Linked DNA regions of Homo sapiens: region 2 is linked to region 1. A link is a loop called in an ENCODE intact Hi-C map of the cell type or tissue named here. Cell type or tissue: body of pancreas. All regions are shown on one strand. Each heading gives the region's core, and the rest is flanking DNA. Links, peaks and the distances in the headings are about the cores only. Region 1 has its middle 99 kb from the start of SCAF8. Region 2 has its middle 80 kb from the start of CNKSR3.

The links. Peaks named below come from ENCODE experiments on the same cell type or tissue, not always from the same donor. Only the 100,000 strongest peaks of a DNase experiment are listed, where the experiment ranks them.
Region 2: it touches region 1 in a loop (2.2-fold over the local background); 1 of 110 quality-filtered maps calls a loop at or near these places.

What each region holds. Positions count from the first base shown.
Region 1 is chr6:154,632,144-154,637,527 of GRCh38, forward strand. No RefSeq gene overlaps it. Among named protein-coding and RNA genes, the nearest start is that of SCAF8, 99 kb to the right of the region's middle. In body of pancreas, for the core only: no CTCF peak of the experiment used is centred there; no DNase peak of the experiment used is centred there.
Region 2 is chr6:154,588,491-154,593,874 of GRCh38, forward strand. No RefSeq gene overlaps it. Among named protein-coding and RNA genes, the nearest start is that of CNKSR3, 80 kb to the left of the region's middle. In body of pancreas, for the core only: no CTCF peak of the experiment used is centred there; DNase peaks (open chromatin) are centred at 2,491 and 4,911; H3K27ac peaks cover 3,608 bases.

The DNA of each region.
Region 1 (5,384 bases), core at 108-5,107:
CATCATAAGATGTCTTCCATTTTCCCACATCAGTTCTGAATTGAAAATTCCTAACACGTGTCCAAGTCTGCAACAGAGACACACACACAGTTTGCTTCCTACTCTGGAATTCTTCCCTGTGCCTTTGGCTGGAAAGAATGCAGGAATCAAAGCATTTCCTTGAACAATGGAAGCCAAGATAAATCTACTTATGCTAAGAAACAATAGAAATGAAATTTCCACTGGGATCAAGCTCAACACAGCTTATTAGCATCCCTTTCATGCTAGGTATTTGGCTTAGATATCAGGTTAGGGGTTAGGAGAAGAGAGTCCATGACCATTATACTAAACATGAACGTTCACCAGAGAGTCATCAACTTGTGTTTTACTTCTTCAAATGCTCTTTCTCATTCTTAATGATCAGCATTAAGTATCCTATTTTGGACCACGATTTTGGTTTGGTTTTCACATTTTTCATGTTGACAGTAACAGACTTATTCTACAACAATTAACAAACCAGACCACCCACAAACTGCCATTAACTCTGAGTTGTACTTTGATGTATTTTATGTTTTTTGTTTGTTTGTTTGTTTTGAGTCAGAGTCTCACTCTGTAGCCCAGGTTGGAGTGCAGTGCAGTGGCACAATCTTGGCTCACTGCAACCTCCGCCTCCCAGGTTCAAGTGATTCTCAAACCTCAGCCTTCCAAGTAGCTGGGATTATAGGCACCTTCTACCGTACCCAGCTAATTTTTGTATTTTTTGTAGAGATGGGGTTTCACCATCTTGGCCAGGCTGGTCTCGAACTCCTGACCTCAAGCCATCCGCCTGCCTTGGCCTCCCAAAGTGCTAGGATTATAGGTATGAGCCACTATGCCCGGTCTTATGTTGTATATTTAATCCATCTTCAGTAGCAATTATACCCTGATCGTGAAAAAACTCAAGTTTCTTGTCATTTCTGTTCAAGATGTAACCTAAGTGGACAGGAGTGGGTGCCTAGGAAAATACCAGAATATACAATATTTTGTTTGGAAGGGATGACTAACCTTGTTTATGTATCCAGTACCCAGCAACTAAACCTTCTATCTTTTTTTATCCCAATAGATGTGGTACTTAAAACAATCAAACACAGTTTATCTTGGTCTGCTGTTATGATACAGCTAGACCTAACCAGGTTCTTGTTGGTTCCAGAAGTACCACCACATTTACTATGCACATTTTTTTCATCTTTAGTGTCTATTCTCTCTTTTATTCTCCCTGGCCATTAAGCCTAATGTATTCAGCCTCAATATCATATGTTGAAATCCTAACCCCCAATGTAATGGCATTAGCAGGTGGAGCCTTTGGGAAGTGATGAGGTGATAAGGGTGGAACCCTCATGAATGGGATTAGTGCCCTTATAAAAGATCATTTAATGAGCAGTTGGCAGTCTGTAAACCAGAAGAGGGCCCTCACCAGAGCCCAGCCACGCTGACACTCTTATCTCAGATGCCAGCAGTTACCTTGGCTTCATCCCTACTCCTTTGTACTCTTCATACTCTCTTATAGGACTTTAATTCCTTATCACCTTATACCCCAGATTCACTTCTTTTTCTCACCCAAGTCTCAAATTTCTAGCATCAATGCTTGGCTTCATGATCTGCTACTGGCCCATGTCACCTTATGCCATCCTCCAAATGTCTCGCTTGGTTTCCAGTCCTCTACCTTCCTGCACTCTTTCTACCTCCACTCATCTCCCTCCTTTTTGGCATCTACCACTATGGTCAGTGAGATTACCCTGGTGCAGCCCTCACCTGTTGCCAAGCAGAAACTCAAGAAATAGCCAACTTGGGAACTTATTTCAACAGGGGCATTTCACTTTACACTAGACTCTGCATTCCACTTTATTCTGGACCCTGCTCACTGAGGATCAGTATAAACGTCACGTTCATTGTTGTATCCCCAGAATCCATCACAATGTCATACATATTAGATTTTCAATCCAATACTCACTGGATGAATTTCAATGACAGTAACAAATGTACTTTTGCCATTTGCCCACATAATTAGACAAACAATTTTGATGTGTTGGTAAGACACAGTCACCCTCTCTGATATTTACCCTCCTGCTTTGCACTTCGCAGGCATAGCCATATTGTGCAGTACAGACTGTGCACACAGCGAACTCCATGGGTTTATCAAAACTTCATTAAATGACCTTTTCAGTGAGCAAACAGCCTGATGGAAACCATGAAGCTACCCTGAGATCATCATCAAATCCTAAGTTTCCTCAAAGATAAATTGGAGAAGGCTCAGAAGATTTGTTAAAAGATAATTAAGAAATAGAAAAAATAAGAAATAAAATCAGGCTAAGATGTTGTGAGAACGCCTATTAGATTAATTCCCTAAAACCTCTATTTTCTTAAACTAGCTTGTATTAGTTTGTTGGGGTCGTTACAACAAAATACTATAGACTAGGTGTATACAAAAAAACAACAAAAATGTATTTCTTACAGTTCGTGAGGCTGGTAAGTCAAAGATCAAGGCACCAGCAGACTTGGTGTCCGGTGAGGGCCCACTTTCTCATAAATGGTGCCTTCTCTATCAGGCACAGTGATTCATGCCTGTAATCCTACCACTTTGGGAGGCTGAGCCAGGCGGATGACTTGAGGTCAGGAGTTCAAGACCAGCCTGGCCAATAGGGTGAAACCCTGTCTCTACTAAAAACACAAAAATTAGCCGGGCGTGGTGGCAGGTTCCTGTAGTCCCAGCTACTGAGGAGGCTGAGGCAGGAGAATGGCGTGAACCTGGGAGGCGGAGCTTGCAGTGAGCCGAGACCACGCCACTGCACTCCAGCCTGGGCAATAGAGCGAGACTCTGTCTCAAAAAAAAAAAAAAAAAAAAAATTAGCCAGGCCTGGTGGCGGGTGCCTGTAATCTCAGCTACTTGGGAGGCAGAGGCACGAGAATCGCTTGAACCAGGGAGGTGGTGGTTGCAGTGAGCCAAGCTGGCACCATCGCACCCCAGCCTGGGTGACAGAGCCAGACTCTGTCTCAAATAAATACATAAATAAAATGGTGTCTTCTTACTGAGTCCTCACATGGTAGAAGGGGCACACAGGTTCCCTCAGCTTCCTTTTTTGTTTTTTTTTTTTTGAGATGGAGTTTTGCTCTTGTTGCCCAGGCTGGAATGCAATGGCACGACCTCGGCTCACTGCAACCTCCGCCCCCCAGATTCAAGCAATTCTCCTGCCTCAGCCTCCCAAGCAGGTGGGATTACAGGCGCCCGCCACCACGCCCGGCTAATTTTTTGTATTTTTAGTAGAGACGGGGTTTCACCATGTTGACCAGTCTGGTCTCAAACAACTGACCTCAGATGATCCACCAGCATCAGCCACCGTGCCCGGCCAACTGAGCTTCTTTTTTAAGGGCCCTAAAAACTCCCATTTGTGAGGTCTCTGGCCCCTTGATCTAATTACCTCTCTAACGGCCCCACCTCTTAATATCATCATCTTGGGGCTTGGGACTTCAACATGAATTTTTTCGGGGTGGGGAGACACAAAAATTCAGATTATATAGCATAGCTGTAGTAAGATTCTGAAACTTGCCACCAAATATCCCTATCTAAGACAAAGATGTATGAGTAAATGTCCCATAATATATGATTCCTTGGGAAACACTTAACAAAACGGTATGGATAATTTAATTCTATTCCTGTACACAGAGAGTGAAATATCTGGGGTATTTTTTAATTAACACATATAAAATAAATGCAGTAAAGTGCACCAATCTGAAGTATTCAGCTTGATACATTTTTACTTTGTATATGCACATGTGATTGCCAACAAGATAAACATATAGTACATTTCCAGGACTCCGGAAGACTTTCTCAAGTCCCTTCTCTGAAGAATCCTTCACAGAACATTTAGTGGGCACCCTACTGAGGAGATTTTAGGTGCATTTTCAGTTTTTTCTTTATACTATTCTGTTGCTCAAGTTTTCTTCATGAGTATTACTTGTATCATCAGAAAAAATAATAAAGCCACCTTTTTGTAGACTTTTTGGACAGCAGTACTACTGAGAACTTCAGGCAGCTGAATGCCTGAATCCAGCATTTCAATGTTTAACTCTATTCTGGTCTGAATGTTGTGTCCACCCCTTGAAATTCATATGTTGAAATCGCAACCCCCAGTGTGATGGCATTAGGAGTGGGGTCTTTAGGAAGTGATTAAGTCAGGCCAGGTGTGGTGGCTCATGTCTGTAATCCCAGCACATTGGGAGGCCAAGGCGGGCAGATCACCTGAGGTCAGGAGTTCGAGACCAGCCTGGCCAACATGGCAAAACTCTGTCTCTACTAAAAATACAAAAATTAGCTGGTCCTAGTGGTGGGCACCTGGAGTCCCAGCTACTAAGGAGGCTGAGGCAGGAGAATCGCTTGAACCCAGGAGGCAGAGGTTGCAGTGAGCCGAGATCGCACCACTGCACTCCAGCCTGGGTGACAGAGCAAGACTCCATCTCAAAGAAAAAAGGAGGTCATAAGGGTGGAGCCCTCATAAATGGAATTAGTTCCCTTATGAAAGATGACCTATCGAGCAGTTGGCAGTCTATAAACCAGAATAGGGCCCTCACCAGAACTCATCCGTGCTGACACCCTGATCTCAGACTTCCCAGCCTCCAGAACTGTGAGAGAATAAAGTTCATTGTTAAAAAGTCACCCAGGCTATGGTAGTTTGTTATAGCAGCTGGAGCTAAGACAAACTCCTTTATTTTTCTTGTTTTTCTTTGTATATTTTTTGCTCTCCTTTTTCTCCTCCCTAATACTTAGCAAATCTTTTCTTTCTAGCAGTGTAATCTGTTCACTGTGAGGGCAATACATACATGCTTCCTAAGCCTTATAGAAGGAGCAGCATATTCCAGTGGCTGGGCATTGTATGGCCATCTGAAATCGGAGTGGAATGAGCCCAGTCGAGAACGAGACACAAAGTCAGGAGGAAAGATATTAAAATGGACGCTTTTATTACGGACAACAGCAGATTGGAGAAGGCAGCTTGGATCTGCAGCCCCAGTCCACCTCCAAGTACCGATGGCCATGAGTTCAGTTCACACACTTGTAAACCCACCTCCCTGCAGAGACAGCACCCTTGTCAGGAAGCACTTCACCACATCAGCGACAAAGGCATGCGGCTTCAGGACACACTGCTTCCAGGGACAGGGAACCAGGCTGTTGAGCACTCAGTGCTTCTCCCAGTCTCACCAGACAGATAAGGCACCAGGTGAAGGTGGATGAGAAAAGGGCAGAAGTTATCCTCCTAATGTTTCTAAACTTCCCTTTAAAGGAACTGAAATGCAAGTTTTCTTATGCGCAAACACGAAGATTTAGAAATATGGTTCCAGGCCAAATGTGTGGCTCATGGCTGTAATCCCAGTAC
Region 2 (5,384 bases), core at 101-5,100, 44 kb before region 1:
GTCATTCTGGCTTTTGATTTGACAGATTAGGCAATAGCTCTAATTTAGACAGCCAAATTGGTTCTCTACTTAAAAGACAGAAATTATGCTCTTCTTCATAATTATCTACACTCTCATTGTAATCTTCATCTACCACCACTGTTACCATGCAAAGCATTGATTAAATATTTCTTTGTACATTTCACAAAGAAAGATTTTACAAGTGCATATTTACTGCCTTCCAGAAAATAATAATTTTAAAGGAATATATGTTAATTATCTGTTTGAAACTGTCAATGTGAGCTAAATCTTTAGTACCTCTAATTTATACCCAGGTACTTGAAATTTTAAATAGCAGTTCCAAAAAATCAAAAGCTTTTTGACCAAATGTGTTATTATGGGGAAGGGAATTCTTACAGAAACAAATAATTGCTAGAACTTTTATTTCATTATCTTAGGAACCTCCTCTTCAATGATTGTTGATCTCAATATGGTTATTGTCTCATGAGGCCCTCATGAATTGGCTGGGGAGAGTCTCTGGCATTTGTTTGGAGCTTTTAAGGAGTTAGCACTTCCAGCCTGTCTCTTTTCTCCATTTATCCTTCTATTAAGAGACTCTACTTAGCAAGTGCTCTCTCTTCAGTGGCTGTAGGGTTTTATGCAGCTAATTTTTATCTGTTGAGTACAGTCATTAGACCCTTGATTACCAAGGGCAGAGATTTACTCAGGCCACCTTAATAAAAATGGGGATGTATTATAAATATAGGTGGGTACCAGAGCCTAAAAGCTATGAGAATACTAAGTAGTACTTGAGACAACTCTCCTCTCCACTTCTCTTACAGCCTATGTGGTCTCTCTTTCAAAGCGCCACTGCTTTGCTCTCTATGCCTGCCCCATCTTTCTGTGAATCTACTCTGTATTCCCCAGGAATTTGGGGACTTACACCCCAAGAAACAGTTTTGGGGCCGGGTGCGGTGGCTCATGCCTGTAATCCCAGCACTTTGGGAAGCCGAGGCGGGCGGATCAAGAGGTCAGGAGTTCAAGACCAGCCTGGCCAAGATGGTGAAACCCCCGTCTCTACTAAAAATACAAAAAATAGCTGGGCATAGTGGCAGGCACCTGTAATCACAGCTACTCGGGAGGCTGAGGCAGGAGAATTGCTTGAACTCAGGTGGCAGAGGTTGCAATGAGCCGAGGTCATGCCACTGCACTCCAGCCTGGACGATAGAGTGAGACTCTATCTCAAAAAAAAAAAAAAAAAAAGAAGAAGAAGAAGAAGAAGGAGAAACCGTTTTGAAGGAAATTTATCAGGTTGGCTTAGCTCATTACTAACCTGCTATAGGGCAAAACCTTCACATCTGACCTTGGGTTTGATGCTTAATGTTGGCCCCATCAGAAGCCATGCCTGCACAGCTAAGTCAGATACTGCCTCACTAAGCAGGGGGCTATGGCCAGTGTGTTTTCTACTGTTTAAAAAAAAATGACAGGAGGCACTGTAATTAACATGTCCAATATATGTATAATCAGAAGTCAGAGGTGCCTCAGCCTTGGATAGCTACGAAAGGATTTTATCCAATGATACCTCCTTATTGTACATTGAATTGGTAATTCCCAAGTTTTGGACTTCTACAGAAGAAAACTTTGACAAAACTCAACCCTATTATATTTTGAATGATATAATCACAACCATCTTCCTTTGTTTGGGTATTCATTTGTGTTTTGAATAATTAAGCAGGAAATCTAGCCTGAATATTCTAGCCATCTCAAATTCCATTGGTTTATCTGTACAGCTAAAAATAATTACACTCATGTGCGCTTAATGAATAGATCAGACTGCTTCACATTCTTGCCTGCATTCAGAAATTCAAAAGGTAGGTTACCCTGCTTTTTGCTAAATTTTTTAGTGATATTAATTTGTGGAACAGATTCTATAAACTTTAAGTCCTAATGTCCAGCTTTTGGAATTATGATTTTTTAAAGTTTACCATTTGAACATATAATAATCATCAATATTTCAGAAGATTGAAAAATAAAATATATTTGAACTTTGCTAACCACTTTCTCCCTCAGTATTTACAGACCTCCACTAATTGAGATGACGCACTTCTTCAAAAATAAAGATGCTGTTCAAATACTTTCCGTGTTTGCTTAATTAAAAAGGACATTGGAAAAAATGACCTTGTATGCCCACTAATAGCAGTTTGGAAGCGACACTTCCTATTCATTATGTTATCACCATTTTCCTTTAAAATAATCATTCAAATACATGCATTTCTCATTTCCAAGAAAACTAAAGCTGACATGTAATAAACTGAGAGTTAAATACAGATCCATTATTGTGGGGCCAACAAAACCTGTGTTACTCAGATCTGATAACACAGTTGCATGTAAATTCCATGCATCTGCTTATATCTAATATGTGCACATATTTACTCTGAGGAAATGGGAAAGCAAAGCTGGGCTCAAGAGTAGTAATGTAAACAGCATCGCACCTACGCTCAGCAGGAATCGTTTGCACACCTGTCTTTCTTGGAAATGTGTCAACCAGTTGTTTTCTCAGGTTCATGTGCAATTTTATCGAGCCCTGGAAACACCTACTCCACATTCACTGTGCCAACCATTAAAGTCCAGTTTGTTTCTGAGTGAGGAGGTGGGAAAGGGCTGGTTTGGAAACCAAGTCTGTGACTGTTTCAAATGCACCAGTGGTCTCCCAAAGGTTGACTTTTATCACCTTTGAGACAGTACTCTCTGAAGGCCCCTCCCTCATTCTTACAGATTGGCATTTTGATTTTAAAAAATGAAAATGAAAAAAAAGGAAATAGAGAAATGGGACCACATATAGAAAAACTGGGATAAAGCTTCATTTATTCAACACCCACTGTATGTCAGGCCTGTGTTAGTCTTTAGAGATACAGCAGTAAACAACTTTCTACTTTGACTTCTAAGCAATAAATTTGCTTAAGTTTACTGCAGACTTGGAGCAAAGTCTCTAAAGAGTGTGGTGATAAAATGGAGAATCTGGAACATTAGAGAAGGAATGCCTTTGTTTAGTGGGTGACTCCTTAAATAGCATAATTTTCTAAATTTTTTAATGTCATACAGTTATTATTTTGTAATCTAACGTAAAAATGAAGTTTAGGCCAGGCATGGTTGCTCACACCTGTAATCTCAACACTTTGGGAGGTCGAGGCAGGAAGATCACTTGAGCTTAGGAGTTCGAGACCAGCCCAGCCAACATGGTGAAACCCCGTCTCTACAAATAATACAAAAATTAGCCAGGCGTGGTGGCTCGTGCCTGCAGTCCCAACTACTTGGGAGGCTGAGGTGGGAGGATTGCTTGAGCCAGGGAGACAGAAGTTGTAGTGAGCCGTGGTAGGGATACATTTTTTTAAATGTTTAAAAAAAATAAACATAAAGTTTAGATGAAATTCATACATTAAGAAAATTAATTTGCTAGGCCAGGCACTGTAGCTCACGCCTGTAATCCCAGCACTTTGGGAGGTTGAGGCAGGGAGATCACTTGAGCTTACCAGTTCAAGATCAGCCTGGACAACATGGCAAAACCCTATCTCTACTAAAAATACAAAAAACTGGCCAGGAGTGGTGGCACGTGCCTGTAGTCCCAGCTACTTGGGAGGCTGAGGTGGGAGGATGGCTTGAGACTGGGAGGTGGAGCTTGCAGTGAGCTGAGATCACACCACTGCACTCCACCCAGGGTGATAGAGCCAGACCCTGTCTCAAAAAAAAAATTAATTTGCTTTTAGTCCAATGGTGACAAACATTGATTCATCCACTCATGAATGTATATGGTAGTTATAAAATAATATAGCGCAAAGTTCTAGCTACATAGATATTAAGGAGGCAAAGAGAAGGAATCCTAACTCAGCCTGGGGAGGAGTAAGAGAGGGAGTTTGGGAGGGCTTCCTGGAAGCAGTGACCACTGAGAGTTAAAACCAGAGAAGGAGTGAGGTCAAAGGAAGAACATTCTCTACAGAGAAGATAGCAATTAAAAGGAACTGGAGATCTAAAATAACTCTTCTTAATGTCTTTACTGACTTCTATGTGGGGCGTTGGGGGAAGAGCACTAGAAGAGGTTGAATATATCTAGAACATACACTATGACTGAAGCGAGTTTGAGAGACAGGGCTAGAGAGATAAGCAGGAATAAAATCAGGGAGAGCCTTGAGCACCACCGCATTAGGAAAAGGCTGCCGTATTAGGAAAGGCTGTTCAATATGACGTAATAAAACCTAATTATCGTAGGTTCATGAGAGCTTATCCAAGAAAGGTCCTGTCACTGTCGTAGCCAGGCAGGATATTAAAGATATTTCCGTATTGAAGACCTTTCCCTAATTCGCATCTCTGTGACACTGTCACCTACTCTTTCTTTTCCCATTCTAGCTCTTAGGCCTGGTGGCAATTCTGTAAGAGTGCCAAAAAGGAAGTACAAGCTTTAAAAAATAATTATACCATTTTTAAAACAACAAAACAAAACAAGTCACCAAAAGAAGTCTGCTTAAATTTTGCTTTCTGGGCTGCAAAGATCATGACCACTAGGAAGCTGAATTGAAGAAAAGCCCTACTTGTTTTGGCCAATGTTTTCCTCAAATAGAAGAGTCTGAATGTGTTGCCGTGTCCAGAGATTTGCTGGTATGTGGTTCAGATGCTTCTCCAGTCGAAGCTTTATGTGAAATTTTAAAAGGTGTAGGGCTCACCAAAGCCCCATAGGGAGCTATCAATCTATGTCATGGGGCGGACTCTGAATCCTTGTGAGTAATCCCCGCCTGCCTTCCCTCCCCCAGCTCTCTCCCCAGCACCATGTAAGGTAAGTTCAGCCAGCAAACTCAGATCTGGCTCTCTTTACCCTTGAGAACCTTGCTTATGCCTCTAACACACACGCAGACGGTGAACTGGGCACATTGCTTTCTACTTTTATGAAGGTCACAGACTCTTACTGCTAGAGTAACCAGATCTCCTGCCTCACCAGGCGCAGTCCCAGGCGGTGTCTGTGCTGTCAATATAAATCCCAATTTCTAACCACCTTCAGCAGGAGTTCTACCTCTGCTTGCAAGCCTTTCTCCCATTTATTCCACAGAGAAGCTTATACGATGGAACTCCCGTGAATTCCAGTAAAACCTAAGAATTTGAGAAACACCCTAGAGATTATGGTTGAGAGTTTAGCCTACAATTTATGTGTTCGAGGAACCTTCAGATAAATTATATAATTACATTTAATAAATCCTTGTTGCACTCGTCTGAAAAATAAATAGGTAATTTTTTAAAGCATAAGGAAGGCCCATCTCCCACCCCAAGCAAAGGTAATCAAGGAACTCGGAAAACCTAGGGCAAAGAGTTGAGTGAAAGCAGATCTGGGAAGAAGCCATGTGAAGCACCACTCATGAGAA